Regions from separate parts of the Mus musculus genome. Here region 2 is linked to region 1. The links are chromatin contacts, found by Hi-C or POLR2A ChIA-PET in ENCODE. All regions are on one chromosome and are shown on one strand. The core of a region is the stretch at or near the end of the contact, and the rest is flanking DNA. Distances in the headings are between cores, read along the strand shown. Region 1 holds the start of Ccdc34 (coiled-coil domain containing 34). Region 2 has its middle 26 kb from the start of Gm22997.

Evidence for each region. Hi-C counts contacts between places; a loop is a spot of excess contacts on that map. ChIA-PET counts read pairs that join two places held with the same protein, here RNA polymerase II (POLR2A).
Region 2: POLR2A ChIA-PET joins it to region 1 with 49 read pairs in Patski. The contact joins the enhancer-like site here to the promoter of Ccdc34 in region 1. A Hi-C loop is called at or near these places in 13 of 37 maps with a recorded cell type or tissue (Patski, adrenal gland, gastrocnemius and 2 more). POLR2A ChIA-PET finds 5 or more read pairs at or near these places in 1 of 5 experiments (Patski).

What each region holds. Positions count from the first base shown.
Region 1 is chr2:110,012,692-110,020,643 of GRCm38, forward strand. It overlaps Ccdc34 (coiled-coil domain containing 34), which reads left to right and starts at 5,126. Exons shown (of 6, transcript NM_026613.4): 1 at 5,126-5,523. The coding sequence starts at 5,177. It overlaps Lgr4 (leucine-rich repeat-containing G protein-coupled receptor 4), which reads left to right. Exons shown (of 18, transcript NM_172671.2): 18 at 1-1,566.
Region 2 is chr2:110,187,686-110,195,637 of GRCm38, forward strand. No RefSeq gene overlaps it. Among named protein-coding and RNA genes, the nearest start is that of Gm22997, 26 kb to the right of the region's middle. Within about 2 kb of position 4,731, at least 1 of the 3 ENCODE cell types and tissues checked has a DNase peak (open chromatin) inside an H3K27ac peak, as active enhancers do; it is heart, where a contact is called at or near this core.

The DNA of each region.
Region 1 (7,952 bases), core at 3,876-6,375:
GAATGGGAGCCTAAAGTATAAATTGTTGAAAAACATTGTGATGCCCCAGCAGTGTATGCTCTATTGGAAATAAATGCGACTTAAAAATGATTTGATGTATGGCATAGCAATATAAAATTAGTTGTTTTTTTTTTTTCTTTTCTGATCCATCAGGTGCAAAGTTCAAATTATTTCTGAATTAAGCACAAAATAAAGGACAGCTGTTAATATATTTTAAGTGAAAATGTGAATTTATAAAACTAAGAAAATGTCTTGCTAATTTTACCTAATGATTCATCATTAATCTCAGGATGACTTACTTCAGGGCCAAAAAAGGGACTATCTCCCAGCAAGAGCTAGGAAGAGTTCAAACAGGCATTACCTTCACATGTTTTCTGTGTCCATAAATTGAAAGGTTTTGTTCAAATGATTTATAAATCTAAAACCTGAAGATGGTTTTGAGAAGGATGTTAACAGCTGTTAGATTTTTTTTTTTAATAGCAGAACATTTGTTTTTGTTCATTGCACATTGCTCTGATGAAATCCCAGTGATTCCCCTCTCAGTGTTTGACAATCGCAGCACAGAGCACAGGGACACAGCAAAAGGCTGATTGCCACGTGGGTTTAAGTAGAGGTGACTGAGTAGTAAGTACCACTGAGCTTTTCATAGTATCCAAGGGATTTGATGGCTCTAAGTAATGTCCTCATCTGGACTGGCAATGTCCTAATGTCACTGGCTGCTCTGACATTTCCAAATTTGTTGAAGTTATCTATCATTCTGATTATACAGGAAGCACACTTGAGTCTTTTTTTTTTTTTTTTTTTTTTGCAATTGTAAGATAATAATGACTCAAAGCACTTAAATTGATTTTTTAGTGAGCTGTTGTATGAGAACTTCCATACATTGTTTGCATGCTGTAATTTAAAAAAACAACAAAACCATTCAGTAGCTCAGCTGCGGTGTGCTGTGGTTCAACGAGACACATACTAGGAGTGGGGGAGTCAAACCTTGTCCTATGTCTTTACATTTTCTAAATTTACTTGACTCTTACCTATAGGCTTCTGATGTGGAAGACTTAACACTGTGCTAAGTCAGTAGCAAACCCACTGCCATCTTAGTTATACTGGTTGAACAAAAACTTAAGCTAGATTGCAGTTTGATTAAACTGTACATACTGTGCATATGATGAAGTTTATCTTGTGTAAATTATTTTTAGAACACGAGTTGGGCAATGAGGCTTCTGTTCACTGTTTAATTAAAGCTACCTCCTAAACTCTAGTGGCTGCCAGTAGCACAATGGTTAATTGTGGTTTAGATACATGTTCTTGGTTTTGATTTTTTTTTTATCCTTGCCTTGTAAATAGTCTTGGTTGTACATTGTCAGTGGAATAAAAACAGAATCTTTGTATATCAAAATCACGTAGTTTGTATAAAATGTGGGAGGGATTTATTTACTGTGCTTGTAATTTTGTAAGGTCATCTATTTACAACATAAATATAATGTTTGTATATTTACACATCTGATAAATATTAAATCATAACTTGGTAAGAAAATCCCAATTAAAGGCTTTCTTCCTAAAATTCAAGTTATTGAAAACTGTTTTTTTTTTTGTTTTTTTTTTTTCCTTTAAGAAATAGATTGGGGGCTGGAAAGATGGCTCATCGGTTAAGAGCACTGGCTGCTTGCTCTTCTAGAGGTCCTGAGTTCAATTCCCAGCAACCATATGGTGGCTCACAACCATCTGTAATAAGATCTGATGCTCTCTTCTGGTGTTTGAAGACATAAAGACAGTGGCATTGAACTCATATAAATGAAATAAATAAATCTTTAAAAAAAAAAGAAAGAGAGAGAGAAAGAAAAGAAAGAAAGGAAGAGAAAGAAAGGAAGGGAGGAAGAAGAAAGAAAGAAAGAAAGAAAGAAAGAAAGAAAGAAAGAAAAGAAAGGGAGGAAGAAAGAAGAAAAGAAAAGAAAGAGAATAGGCCAGGTATGGTGGTTCATTCCTTTAATCCCAGCAGTTGTGAGGTAGGGAGAGACAGGTAGATCTCTTGAGTTCACCTCCAGCCTGGTCTACATAGTAAGTTTCAGAGCAGCTAGAGCTTTACAGAGAGATTGTGTCTCAAAAACACCCAACAAAACAAAGCAAAAACCCAAATAAAACAACAATAGAATATTAGGTAAAGTATGTGGTAAACTGTGCTAGACGTCTGATATTTAAACAAGAGTTTCTATAAAGCAATCTTGTATTTCTTATTTTATAGCTCGATGCATTACTGAGTGTACTTAGTATCACACAGTCAAATTAAAATTTGTAACTACCAAATATTAAAAGAAATGTTGAAAATAACCACTGGAAAACACAATTTTCATGCTATCTATAAAAGTCTAGGACACTATACTGAAATTTAGAAGTAAAGTTTTATCCCAAATCTAAACTATATAGTAAAAAACAAATTGTGATATTTAAGAGAATAGTAATCACTAGATCTTTACTGAAGGCAAGAATTTAACAATCTGCAAGATACTACATGCAGTGACTTTCCTAGATGCTTAAGAAAACCCTCATTTCTCAAATGAAAAGACAATTGATAAACCACAGCAAATTTCAGTAAATCCTTAAAACACTTACGAACCAAACCAGAAGCTAATTCTCTGTGTTTATTATTTTATGAGAGTGGGTGTATGGAGGTGTGCTCATGCCAGGTGGCAACTTGTCCTCCTCAGGGAGCCTATCTGCCTCATTTGGGACAGGTTCTCTCATTAGTCTGAAACTCACTGATTAGGCTAGACCATCTGATTAGCTAGAATGACTGGCCTGAGCTTGTGCCACCCCACTGCAATTTTATGTAGGTGCTGGAAATGGAACTCGGCTGCTCATGCTTCGAGGTAGGCAGTTTACTGACGGAATCATTCCCAACCCACCGCTTAGTCCATTCATCTTAGCTCTGGAGAGAGTAGTGAGTTTATGTTAAACTTGGAATGTTGGAAACTTTTATAGCAAAAAGCACGGTGTAATTACCTCACTTACACCTTTCACAAGTGTCCACGGCACACAATGAGCCTTTCATCTTCACCACATTCACTAAGCCCCTTCAGTCCTTCTGCCTCTTGCGTTATTTTGACGCAAGCTGAGACATATTTCATATGTTAATACTTAAGTATGTGCAGGAAGACATTTTTGAACCCATGTCATAAAATTGCCATAAGGATTACTGGCAAAGGAATTAGTTTTGTAATATAGTTAAATATTTTTTAAGCAAAAGTCACTCTTGCAGGGATTTTCCACGCCAATTAAAAAAAAACCCTCATATTATTAGATTGAAAATGAGTATTAAGAGGATACTGTTAGGTCCACACCCTGTAACTTAAGGGGAGAGTTAATGTATACATTTGTATAATCCTATCCATCTTGACTATTGTCTCAGTCCAAGTAATGAATAGTACTGTAAAAACAGACCACATTCAAACAGCCACAGCAGGCCATTTAACTGCCTTGTAGCCTTTAAGGCTTAATGCTCTTGGTGAACACACTGATCCTAGAGTATCAAGAACACTTTAATAAAACATGAAGAGGGTTAGGAAACTATATGATTTAACATTCCTACACTGAGAGGTTTATGATGGGGAACTCAATGTGGGATAGTGACAGAGTTCAAGATATGTCAGGTCCTGAGTGGAGCTGAGGATTAATGAATGACTATGATAGCAGGGTAGATTATTTTGGGGAGGATTAAATTAAGATCATTGCAGTTAAATAGCCTATGTAAGAATATTAAGAGGAAAACTACTGGTTCAAAGCCAGCTCCATTCCCTTCCCCAAAACCTTTAGGTTATTTTTTGGGGGAATGGAGGATCATTTTTCAAGTTCCTGTCTTTTTGAAGGTATAAGGTAGTCCAATGTCTCTGAGTTACTGACACCAAGGGTGTTTTCTGACAAAATATCTTAACCAGATATGCCAATACTGAATAACTGGAGTAAGTCACAACCATAAGCCTACTAAATCACGTTTCTTAGTTCATCGTACAGTTTTCTTCCAATGCCATTGTTTTTACTGGAAAAAAAAAAGAACAAAATAGTGCTAGCATGTCATTTATAGTCACTTTGCTTCGCTTTTGGTTGCTAGTATTTCTAACATATCTAACTGCGCTATGAAAATTCTACAGATACTCTCATTTCACTTGTGATTCTTACACTAATGTAATGTACATTAGCCAAAAGCTGCGTTTTTGTATGCAGTTTTGTGAGCATGAATAAGCAGCTCACTTTCAGTATCTGCCATCTTTTCCTTGCCGGCTTCAGTTAGATCCTCGGCCCCTAAAAGGAGAGTGCCAAGAAGTCCTAGAAAAATGCCTATTGCATCACAGTTCAAAATTTCATTTTAAAAAGAACGATGGATTTTAAGGTTGGCTCATGATTTGCTGCTCTGGTATGGACACGCTGGAGAGTGGACACAAATGCTTTGGAAGACTAGAAAGTTAACACAACCTGATAAAACCGATTGTGTTGCAGGGCAGCGGTGGCTCATGCCTTTAATCCCAGCACTTGGGAGGCAGAGGCAGGCGGATTTCTAAGTTTGAGGTAAGCCTGGTCTACATAGTGAGTTCCAGGACAGCCAGGGCTATACAGAGAAACCCTGCCTTGGCGACTGGGGGTCGGGGAACTGATTATGTTGACAGATGCTGCCCATACAGTGAGAAACTATGCCCACAGAGGATAAAGTTCTCTCCCTTAGACAAACAAAAACAAAAAAAACAACAACATAAATGAACTAAAAAATTCAATCACGAGTGCTAGATTTTTTTTTTTTTTTAGTGATCCTGAGCTTTTATGAGGAAGGGGGAATAACCATGGCTTCAGGCTTCTGCCTTTTCCTTTTAAAGGATCCGCTTTAGTGACACTGATAAGTGTCGTGCACCAAATGGCCTTCAACACCACAGCAAACACAGTACTCGGGACAGCATCAGGAATGGGCGGACGACTCGGGGAGACGCCAAGCTGAAGCTGTCAGTCAGGAACCTTCCTACCTGGACTGAGGAAGCCAAGCTCTTCCAGCCCAGACAAAGCCCCTTGCGGGCTACAAGCGTCGCTATGACAACACGGCCTAAAGCTGGCGCTGATTGGTCGGACGGCGCGCGCGGAGCCTGCTGGGAGAACGCGCCTTCGGCCTTGCTCGGGCCGTTTGAACTTGGCGGGCCTGATGCGGGCCGCTGGGCCGTGGCGGGCTGCCTCTCCGGCTCCGTGCACCCGTTACCTCGCCCGCTGCAAGCCGGGCTTCCGGCCCTCCTCGAGTTTTGTCGTCGACCTCTTAGTGGATTCCGGGGATCCAGGGCTGGAGGATGTGGCGCTGACCGAGTGCTTGTCGCCGCCGTCTCTGAGCTGCAGCAACTCCACCCTGTCCCTGTTGTCTCCCCTTGGCCACCAGAGCTTTCCGTTTGGCGCGGACGACAGTGAGGGGGAGGATGAAGAGGCCCTGGACGAAGATGCCCGTGAGTCCGAGAGCAAGGTGGAGAGCTTGGAAGGAATAGAGTTCCAGCAGCGCTCCAGGTAAACTCAAGGTTCGGCCCTCCCAGCACTTGTCAAGACTCCTTAGAGATGGCATTCAGAAGGCTTTGTTGTTACCCCGAGCCGCATAACCTCCTGTTTTCCAGCTCAAAGGCTGTGCAGCACTTGCATCCTAGGGTGCTGGGTAAATTCTTACAAATGGTCACTGATCTCCCATGATTCCTAGTTCCTTTTTCCTGAGATAGACGATTGCTGTCTCAGTTTCCATAGAAACTTACTGTACACAGTCGCAAGCACACAAAACTTGCTGCTAGGAGCCTTTAAAAGCCTCAAAAACCAGGTTGTCGACTCCAGAGCTCTTACCCATAAACTTAGCATCAAAATGTGTAGCTGGTGCTGGGTTGTAGGAAGTAGGTGCTTTAAATATAAAGAGCTGGGTACAGATGCCCAAAGGGTGCATGCATACTCTGCAGAGACAGGTTAACTGATCTGAGAGAGAACATTTAATGGAATAGTGAGTGTTCATCAAGGGGGTTAGTTAATAATGCCATCTTAATGTTTATTTACGTTGACTCATTCAGCAAACATTTACTATTTTGCCACATATTAGTGTAGGTAGAGATAAACAAGATATACAAGACTTCTATTATCAAGAAAGAAAAGCCCAAATCATTTCACAAAGAAAACTATATTAGAATACATATAGAAAGTCTACTTAGGCTAGAGAGAGCTCAGTGCTTAAGAGGGCTAACTGCTCTTGGAAAGGACCCAGGTTCGAGTCCAAGGACCTTCATCATCGGGTGGTTCACAACCACCAGTAACTCTAGTTCCAGAAAATCTGACACTGTCTCCTACTGACATCTGTATGCTTGCACTTGGTGCACATAAACTCATACCCAGTGCGTATATACTCATAAATAAAGATAAACCTTTTAAAAGGTGGGGATGCGAAGAATCTTTTTTTAAGGCCTGCCTCAAAGGCGTAGAGCTAGTACAGGCAGCCCGGGGCTTAGTACTCAGGTATCTCTTTAGGGCTTACATTTCTTTATATTATATACTTTTTACTATGGAAACTGGAACAAAGGGCCTGTCTCTGTAGGAATTTTTCTAAGACAGCTTCATTTTAGGATATATTCCTTATGGCAGCCTCAGGAAGCATTTACAAGTTTCTGATTGCCAGGCTGTGTCAGGCATAGTACAGAAGATTTAAGAAATTCCAGCTGGCAAGGCCGTGCTTTTTATATAAGTAGCAAGATAGCTCCCATTCAGTCTAAGGCACTCATTTAAGAATTAGTGAATCAAATAGGAGGTCACTCACATGGGAGGACATTTTTGTAAGGATGACAGGTGAAAGTTCACGTCGGTGAGGGTGGAAGTCACAGAGAGCAAGCTGCTTTTTCAGACTGCCAATAGCAGCAAGAAATAGGCCTTCCCTGGTTAGCCTGGTGGAATTTTGAACTAGAATTTTAGGAGTCTTTTCATAAGCACTTTTAGGACAGTGTGGATTTAACATATTTTAAAAGTAAATTTGAAGGCTTTGGTGAATACCTTCTAGTCAATATTCAAAAGACCCAAACAGTATGTCCTAGTTTAGCAGCGCGATGAATAAAGGCCAGCAGACTACAGCTCAGCCACTGAGACTTGCATTAGCTTCCAGGAGCCAAAACCGTAACCAGTAGGGAGCCTGCCAGGGAGGAACTAGGGCTACTTGGTTCTCATTCAAAGCCTGAGTAAGCTGATAGGACCTAGTTTTAGCCTGCTTTCACACATCAGTCCTTACTCAAAGGACTCGTTAAGACTACATCTGAAACAAATGATGCAGATTTATCAGGTTTTGTGGAGACTGAGGACAGGAGTTTTACTTTTAGGGCAAAGCTATAGACAGCATGGAGGCATGACACATTCATCAACCTGCAGTTCACCAAGCCAGACACATGAAGTCTGATCAGTTTGCTAAAGGAGGCACCAACTCAGGAGTGTGGATTTTATGCTGAAGGTAAACGCCTCACTGAGGAATGTTTGAGGTGATACAAGGATTCATTTAAGGGGTGAACCTGCATACAGCTGTTAAGAGTGGTTTGAAAGAAAGGGAAAAGACCATTTATTGTAAGGTTGGAGAAGAGAATGGCTTGAAAACAACCAGAAGGCTATAGATATGTTACTACATGTGGCTATTTGTATGTAAAATGTGGGATCACGCGGAGTTGAAAATGGAAGTCTCTGGTTTTGGTGACTGGTTAGGTGTAGGTACTCTTCACTAAGGATTGAAAGAGAAATGCACTTTTATTGGGAGGCTGGGATGGTGCTTAAATGATTGGATTTATTTTGTACTAACTTTAATAGCTGGATGGTTGGAAAGAAGTCTGGAACCCACGATAAAGGTCTGAGCTATATTGCTGATGTGGGACCAAGAAGAAGTAATGAGATTTCATGTAGAACAAGATAAGGTCATTCTGCAAGACTGAGAAAGA
Region 2 (7,952 bases), core at 3,481-5,980, 170 kb after region 1:
CGAAGCATTCCCAAGTGCTTCTTAATGCACATGATAAATTCCTAAGATGTCAGCGTATGGTAATAGGAGACTGCAGAGGAAAGCAAGTCATTTGACACTTGGCATGGCAATTGTTACTCTTGTCCTTCAAGACTCCAGTCAATCTCACCTGCTTTGTGAACATTTCAACTTCAGGATTAGCTAGCTGTTTGCTCCTGAGCCCAAGTGTGTTCAGCACACACTGGGAGACAAGCATTGCACCCTGAATTCCGAATCTCAATATTGATTGTGTCCACAGGCCATTTAGCCTCATGCTTGGTATCTGTCACTTCAGGCAAGACCTCTCATGGCCTCCCATTGTCAGCAAGTAACAGATATAAGTGAACAGTAAACTTGGTGAATCTTAATCTGGCCTCACCAGACCCCAGATCCTGACCTGGCTGACCCCTGGCTGACCTGTTCAGATTCACCTTTGCCAACTCTCTTCTTTAGAACTTTGTGTTCCGTCCATTCTCAGCCCTTGAGAGCTACTTTCTCTGTTTTCTACATCTTTGCATTATAAGGTTCCTACTGAAAAAAAGCTCTATTCTACACCACCCTCTTTTGATTTTCATTGGCTCAGGAAAGCCCTAGACTCACACCAGGTGGCCTTTCCCTATCACTGTCCCCCCCCCCCCCCCTGCATAGTGCACCTCTATGCTGAGGGATCTGCTTGAGTTCTCAGAAGTGGAACCAGGATTACTTCATTTGTTGGGTATCAAGGTTTCCCATTAGATATTTAGTGCTGGACCAAATGGCTAAGCTTACAGTTGTTGTTCTGCTCCCCAGGGGGTTGCTGAACACTCAGTAAGACTTCTGCAGAGCAAGTCTTGGGTAGCTTGCCCTGCCATTGTGTGGCCATGCTGCCAAAATGTCCTTTCTCCAGGCATAGACATTTTTACTGATGTTGATTTGCTGCAATTTACTGGATGACAACATAATTCAAATAAAAATAATAAAGAATGCTTGCCCGGAGCTTAATAAATTGAAGTTCAACTTGACTCAGAGAGAAATGGAAACTTAAAACTTGACTATTTATCATACTCACAAAAATGCCAGGAAATAATCCATGCGGATCCCTTAGCCTGGTATATGACACACAGTGTCTAGAAAATGTCAGCTATCTTCACGATCTGCTTCCTAAAATCCCTTTCCATTCTCATGGCTGGGCCTGTCACCTTACTTGAAAACACACCAGTACAAGATGGAATGAGAACCGGTTTTCCTGGGTCATTCAGCATTGCAGTGAATTTTTCCCCCTCAATTATGGCTTTAATAAATAACATATTTTTGTGCTTATGACTGGCAACTTTTTGAACATCATGGGAAAAATGGGAAATATGGTAGATACTAATGAGAATGAAGAACATGGGAAGAAGCTAGAGTCTGCCCACAGTAGATGACATTATTTCGGACTCTATTGATTTAAGAACCTATAAAAAGGGCTGAGGCCATGGTGGTGAGACATTGTAGAAAGCAAACACTACAGGGTTCACCAATAATTAACTTTGAATTTTATGGCATCTGGAAGAAGGCCTATACTCTAGATGGCAGTAAAAATCCAGCCCTCTAAGGGAATAGTCCCTGTGTCACTTATGAAGAAATTGACCTATAGACATATACACAAGATAAACAAGTTTCCTTCTCTTGTCTTCAAAGCTTCAGAGAAGTAACTTTGTATTAGAGCCAAGGACGATATCAAGTGTCAGTCCCTTCAATATGAGTATCTTTTTGGATTCAGCCACTTAGAGGATTCAGTCTTAAGCAGGAGACTCGAGTATTAATTTTTTGGTGTGATATGTTAGGGTGTGTGTGTGTGTGTGTGTGTGTCTGTGTGTCTGTGTGTAGGTGCATGTTCTGTATGCTAAGATGCATGTGTGGAGGCCAGAGGACAGCTTTTGGAAGTTGATTCTTTTCATGAGTCCTGGAGATTGAGCTTGCATCAAGAGGTTTGGCAACAAATGTCCTTACTCACTGAGCCTTTTCCACTGGCCCCTAATACAGAAACGCAAAGTACAGACAAAACATGTGCAAAGTAGCTGAATGTAGCTTTATTCCCAATGGCTCTAAATAGAAATCATCTTACATTACCTGCTATCTGGGGAAGAACTTGGTAAGTTATCGTATGTCCAAGTAATGGAATATACAGTTGATGAGTGCAGAACCTTTGGAAGACACACACACACACACACACGCACGCGCACACACACACACACACACACACACACACGCACGCACACACACCACAGCTTATAGCATATTAACTGGAAGAACACAGTATACATTTGTCTGTTCTACTGTTGTGTTAGGAAGGACATCAAAAGTTGTTTGTGGTTTTTCCTGCAGGCATTTGGAGTATAGGAAAGGGTTTCTTCCCCTTTCTTGTTACTATTTTCCGTCTTTTGCAGCCTGATGAATAGGGCAGTGTTTAAACACCTTAGATAGCTGGCTTTTGCGTCCTACCCCCTACTGGCCTGCCACTTTGCCTCTTTAAATCTCAGTTTTCTTGAGCATCCTGTGGGAGAGTGTTTGGTCCCACCTTGTAGGATAAATGCAAAGGTAAAGATAATTTAAGAAACAGGCTTGATGCAGGCAGCCCCCACATGGTGAATGTTCAGAGATGCCAGCTGTTTTTGCTACTTTCAAGTTAAGAAACTTCCCAGCTACTCTAGAAACCGTAAACAGAAAAAGGTTGCCTATTCTCCTGCCTTAGATCAGTCAAAGGTGTACCCACAGGGTTAGTTAACAGTTTATTTCTGTTCTAGTTCATTATCACCTGACTGTTAAAAGTATTTTAATTTGGAGGGTCTCTTTCAGCCTAGGCTAGCTTTGAATCACTGTTTAGCTGAGGATGACCTTGAACTTCTAACTCTCCTGGCTCCACTTCTACCTTCTGACTGTTTGTGTGACACTGTGCTTGATTTATGCTGTGCTGGGGATTAAACTCATGGCCTTGTGCATGCCAGACAGATGGGTTACCAGTACAGCTATATCACCTAAAAGCCTTTTCAAAAACAAAAAATATTGTTTTATGTGTATGTGTGTCTGCATGTATGTCTGCGCATCATGCCAGTACATAGTGCTCTTGAAGGCCAGATGGGATGTCGAGTCTTACAGATGCTCGTGACCTGCCATGTGCGTGCTGGGCATTGAATATGGGTGCTCTGGAGGAGTAGTCAGTACTCTTTGCTCCTGAGACATATCTCTAGCCACCTTCTAAAAGCCTTTTGAATGAGAGTGTTCATTCAAAGAATTAAAAATTAAAAATCTGGTTTTCTTTTTAACCCATAACAGTCCTCAATCCCTACCTTCTCTTAGCATCAACTTGCAGCCCTCAGCACTTTGTGGAGACCTCTAATATTGATCTTTTGTGTATCCACCAAACATATTTCATTTTTCTGCATATAAGATCGCTATAGTAGAATCAAGGAGTGTGTTCAATGTCATATTGCTGCATAATGAACTACCATCAACTGAGTGACTTTAAACAGCAGTTACTGATTAAGTTTCTGTGGGTTTGGAGTCTGGGTGTCTGCACTGAGTCCTTCATTCAGGCTCTCACAAAGCTGCACTGGAGGTATCGGTTGGGCTGCACTTTCATTTGGAGGCCTCTTTAGTGAAGAATCCTCAGAGAAGGGATTGAGAGCAGCTTCCGCCTGTCTGGGGCCAGCTGACCTTCACTCCTTGATGCTTCCCACAGTTCCTTGTCACATCAGCTTCTCTCATAAGGAAGAGTTATGTGGTTCGTGGGCTGCTTGCTCTCTCATTAGCCAGAAAGCTCTCTAGACTGTATCTGCTATTAAATAAGTCTTACAGAACACACATGGTTGCAGCTCAGGAATTCTGTCACCCTTTGCCATTCCTATTGTTTGAAAAATGTCTCTCCCTGCGCAAGGGAAGTTGAGTGCACATCCAGGATCACTAGGATACCAGTAGGCAAAGACTGTAGAGTTAAGTATTCCTTTTAGTCTTTCTACCACTATAAAGAATCTCTCCTCCCGTGTGTGTGTGTGTGTGTGTGTGTGTGTGTGTGTGTGTGTGTGTGTGTGTGTGTGTGTTACTAGTAAACTTGAGCATTCGTGATTTGGAGTTGAGAATCTCTCAAAGACTATCCATGCGTTGTCTCTGCTGTCTTTCTGCTTGGGACCTCCCCACTTTGATCATGAAGTGAAGGCTGCTCCTCTAATCCCTACATCCTTGTTCAAAGAGGTAAGAAGGGGAAAGGGCAAAAGACACCTGTCAGCTAAGACAGATTCTCTTCATCAGTAAAACAATAGGTTCTCAGAAGCCCTGCTCTGACTCATCGCTCTCATTGACTTTCCTCCACCTTGCCCATATCAGCAGGCAATCTAGATTGTGTCGGTCAAAGGGACACACACACACACACACACACACACACACACACACGCATGCATGCACCAATGCCCATTGTATCGAAACAAAACATGCCAGTCTCAGTCCTTCAAGCCTTCCAGGCATGGGAACATGGGTGAATGCAATGTGAATAGGTTACAAAGCTTGAATGAGAAAACCGTGCGGTGCCTGGCCCACAGCGGAGTGTCCAGTCACCTCTTTTCTCGCTCTCCCTGTTTTTCTTCTACTTTGCTCCTACATCTCGCTTTAAATGCTCTAAACACAGCAGCACTTCCAGAGTTAAGCACCCAGACAAGCAGGCAAGTCTGTATTCAGAGCTCAGAGGAAAGTTTATGAGGGAGGAATGTAATAGCCCCAGCTGGAGCGCCGCCAGAGGACTAGCAACTGCAACACCCTTATTTGCTCTGGGGAGGAGCAGCTTGGAAACTTTTTATGAGATTCCAGAAGCAGCAAGGTCATCGGTTTTACTGCCGTCCTGCTCCATTTGTAAATACAGCCTTTGAATGATAATGTTTGGGCTCCTTGACAAGAGCCGAGGCTGGCAGTTAGCTCCTCTGCAGCAGGGGACAATAGAGTGAGAGATGTTCTGCTCTGTATGACGGTGAGGTATGCAGAGTAATTTTAGACCCTAACAAACAATGGTGATAAACCATTCCTCCTTTCAGAGAGCTTAATTTCCAAACGGCCTCACCATAAATTCCCTGGTATGTATCTGAGGCAGGTAATCTGATTAGTCAGGTCCCAAGAGAAGCAACACATGTTTACTGTCACGCTCATTTTCCAGCCAGCTGCAAGGGTCTGGAGGAGGGCTCTTGGTTAAGCCTGTTTGCTGTGATCCTCTCAAGGCCAAGGAGGGCTGTGTCCTTGCCAGGACCCACATATTCTTTCAAGCAAGAAACCTTTCTCCAGTGACACCTGGTCCTCTCTCTAGCTGCTCACTAGACCATGCCTTTTTTTTTTTTTTTTTTTTTTTAAATCACAAATGAGAGTTTACTAGACTGGACGCAGGAAACATTTGTCACCATTTGGCCAGGTGCTAGGTCTTATGTGGCTTGCAGTTGACCATGGGAACAGGGTCATTCCACCCTTAGGATCCTGTTCTGGCTAGATGGCAGCAGAGGCAAAGGCAGCTTGTGGCACACAGACTCTTGAATGTGCACCTGGTTTAGGTGCTGGCATTTGTTGGATCTGAAACTGCACAATGCCTTGTAGTCACATGAAGCAGGATAGATCTTAAGGTTTTCCTCCCTCCCTGTCCCTGTCACACTCTCTCTCTGTCTATGTCTCTCTGTCTCTGTATCTTTGTCTCTGTCTCTCTGCAAGAGATGATATTGAAAGCAAAGGGTTTAGTGGAGAGTTTGTTTGAAGCAGATGGCAACCTCCTAGACATCTCTTCTCAAAGGAGGCTAGTTAAAAAGTTGTTCTCTGAAGACCTTGGTAAACTCTAGACAAATATCTTCCCTCTTTGGGCAATTAGAGGTTGGCACCTCACTGCCTATCACCTTAGTTAGGAGAAGCCAATTCCATCATTTATTTGCCTTTTTGTGAATATAGACAATTATGCTTCACTAACCTATCAACTTGTCAGTATGTGGATTGCAGAATGTTTCTATGTAGTGAGTTGCTGACCAGTGGCAGTTATATTTAATAGAGTTAAAGCATCCTTGGCCACCACAGAGATCACTGACTTTCAAAATTAAAGTTTTGGTATCTAAAATGCATACATAAGATTGAAAGATGTTCAGCACATATCACTAACTATGCATTACTGCTAAACTTCCATGCCTAAAGTATGATAGATGTTAATATTATTCACATGCTGCAATTAGACATTAGAAAGTATAATTTCTCTGTCTCTTAAAATCAAAGTATAACTATGTTAAACATAAATGTTTAGAGCATGTGTGAATTCTGTGTTGTTGAGGGGTTACATGAAGATGTGTGTATTTGGCCTTATCTTGGGAGACGTTTAGCTTTCCTGAGTCAGGGACTCTGACTGAACCCAAAGCTTAGTGATTGGACTACTCTGGCTTACCAGGGAACCCCAATCACCTGTGACACCGCCTCTCCAGTGCTGGGATTAGAATAACATGCCCTACACCTGTCACTTTACTTTTAACCTTGGATCTGGGGATAGAATTCAGGTCCTTCTGCTTAGAAGAGAAATACATTATATGGATAGAGTCTTCTTCCCAGTCATGTGTGTATATACCTGGCTAGTACCTGGTTAGGGAATTATCTGACCATCTGTTTCCTAAATTATCTGAAGATTGATCCAGAGAAAAAAATGTGGGGCAGTGTTGTCAGCTAGCACAGGAGATAGTCTTTAGGTTCCCAGGCGCTCTTATATTTTTACAGAGTTAGAGAAGACCTAACTAGTAAAGATGTAGGAATAGAATGTAGGAAGGGAAGTGTAGCAGGGTCAGCAAGGTGGTAGGTAGAACACTGCATGCTATGAGAAGCCCTGGCTCTTCCCTGAAACTTAATGCCAACTTTGTGCTAAATGACTTCAGTAAATGGTTCCAAATGGTCTTTCTCAGGCTTCCCATTATTATTGCTACTCTGTTAAACGCACTTGTCAAGTCTGTAGAAATGTCTTACTGTCAGTGAAGCATCTGATGAATTCTCAGCTGGAAGTAACCACTAATTCCCACATGTTTTCCACACTTTCTTTTATACTCAAATCAGACCCCTTCATCTACCTACCTACCTACCTACCTACCTACCTACCTACCTATCTATCTATCTATCTATCTATCTATCTATCTATCTATCTATCTATCTATCTATCTAATCTATTTCCATATCTATCTATCCATCCATCCATCCATCATCTAGCTTTTTGCCTACTATGTATTTAATCCTGTGCTAGACACTCTATGATTTATGTCACCCAAGTGAATTTTCTGTGAGTTTTCTTACTTAATCATAATACATTCTATCACACTAAAGATAAAAATGGAAACATGATGTTTTTGTAGATTCATAGATTCTTACCAAAATCAGAGTTCTATGAAATATCCAATATTCAATAATTTAGGAGAGTGGGCTACAATTAAACTAAATACTCAATTCAAAAGTCTATAATTTGAAGTAGAAAAGGCACGTGGAGATCTTAGAAGCTAAAGAAAATGCATACTTTTGTAATGAGATCAAGCTGGGGTAGAGTTTTGGGCATCTGTGCGTAGCTGACAGATCAAGGGGTGTGTAACGTAAGTGCCAGGATTTGGCCATGTCTCTGGTGAGCTTTTAGAGTCATTGATGTTACTGGAGAGATGGATCAACTGTTAAGAGAACTAGCTATTCTTCTGGAGGGCCCAGGTTCAATTCCCAACACCTATATGGTAACACACAACCATCTGTAACTCTAGTTCCAGCATATTCAATGCCTTTGGACCTCCTCAGGCACCAGACATATTTGCAAGCAAAACAGCTATACACACTTAAAAAGCCACCCAAACTTTGACCATCAGCAACACCAAGAATGCTGAAGCAATGGCTTCTTGAACTTCTTTGGATGGCATATACATATACATATATATATATATATATATATATAT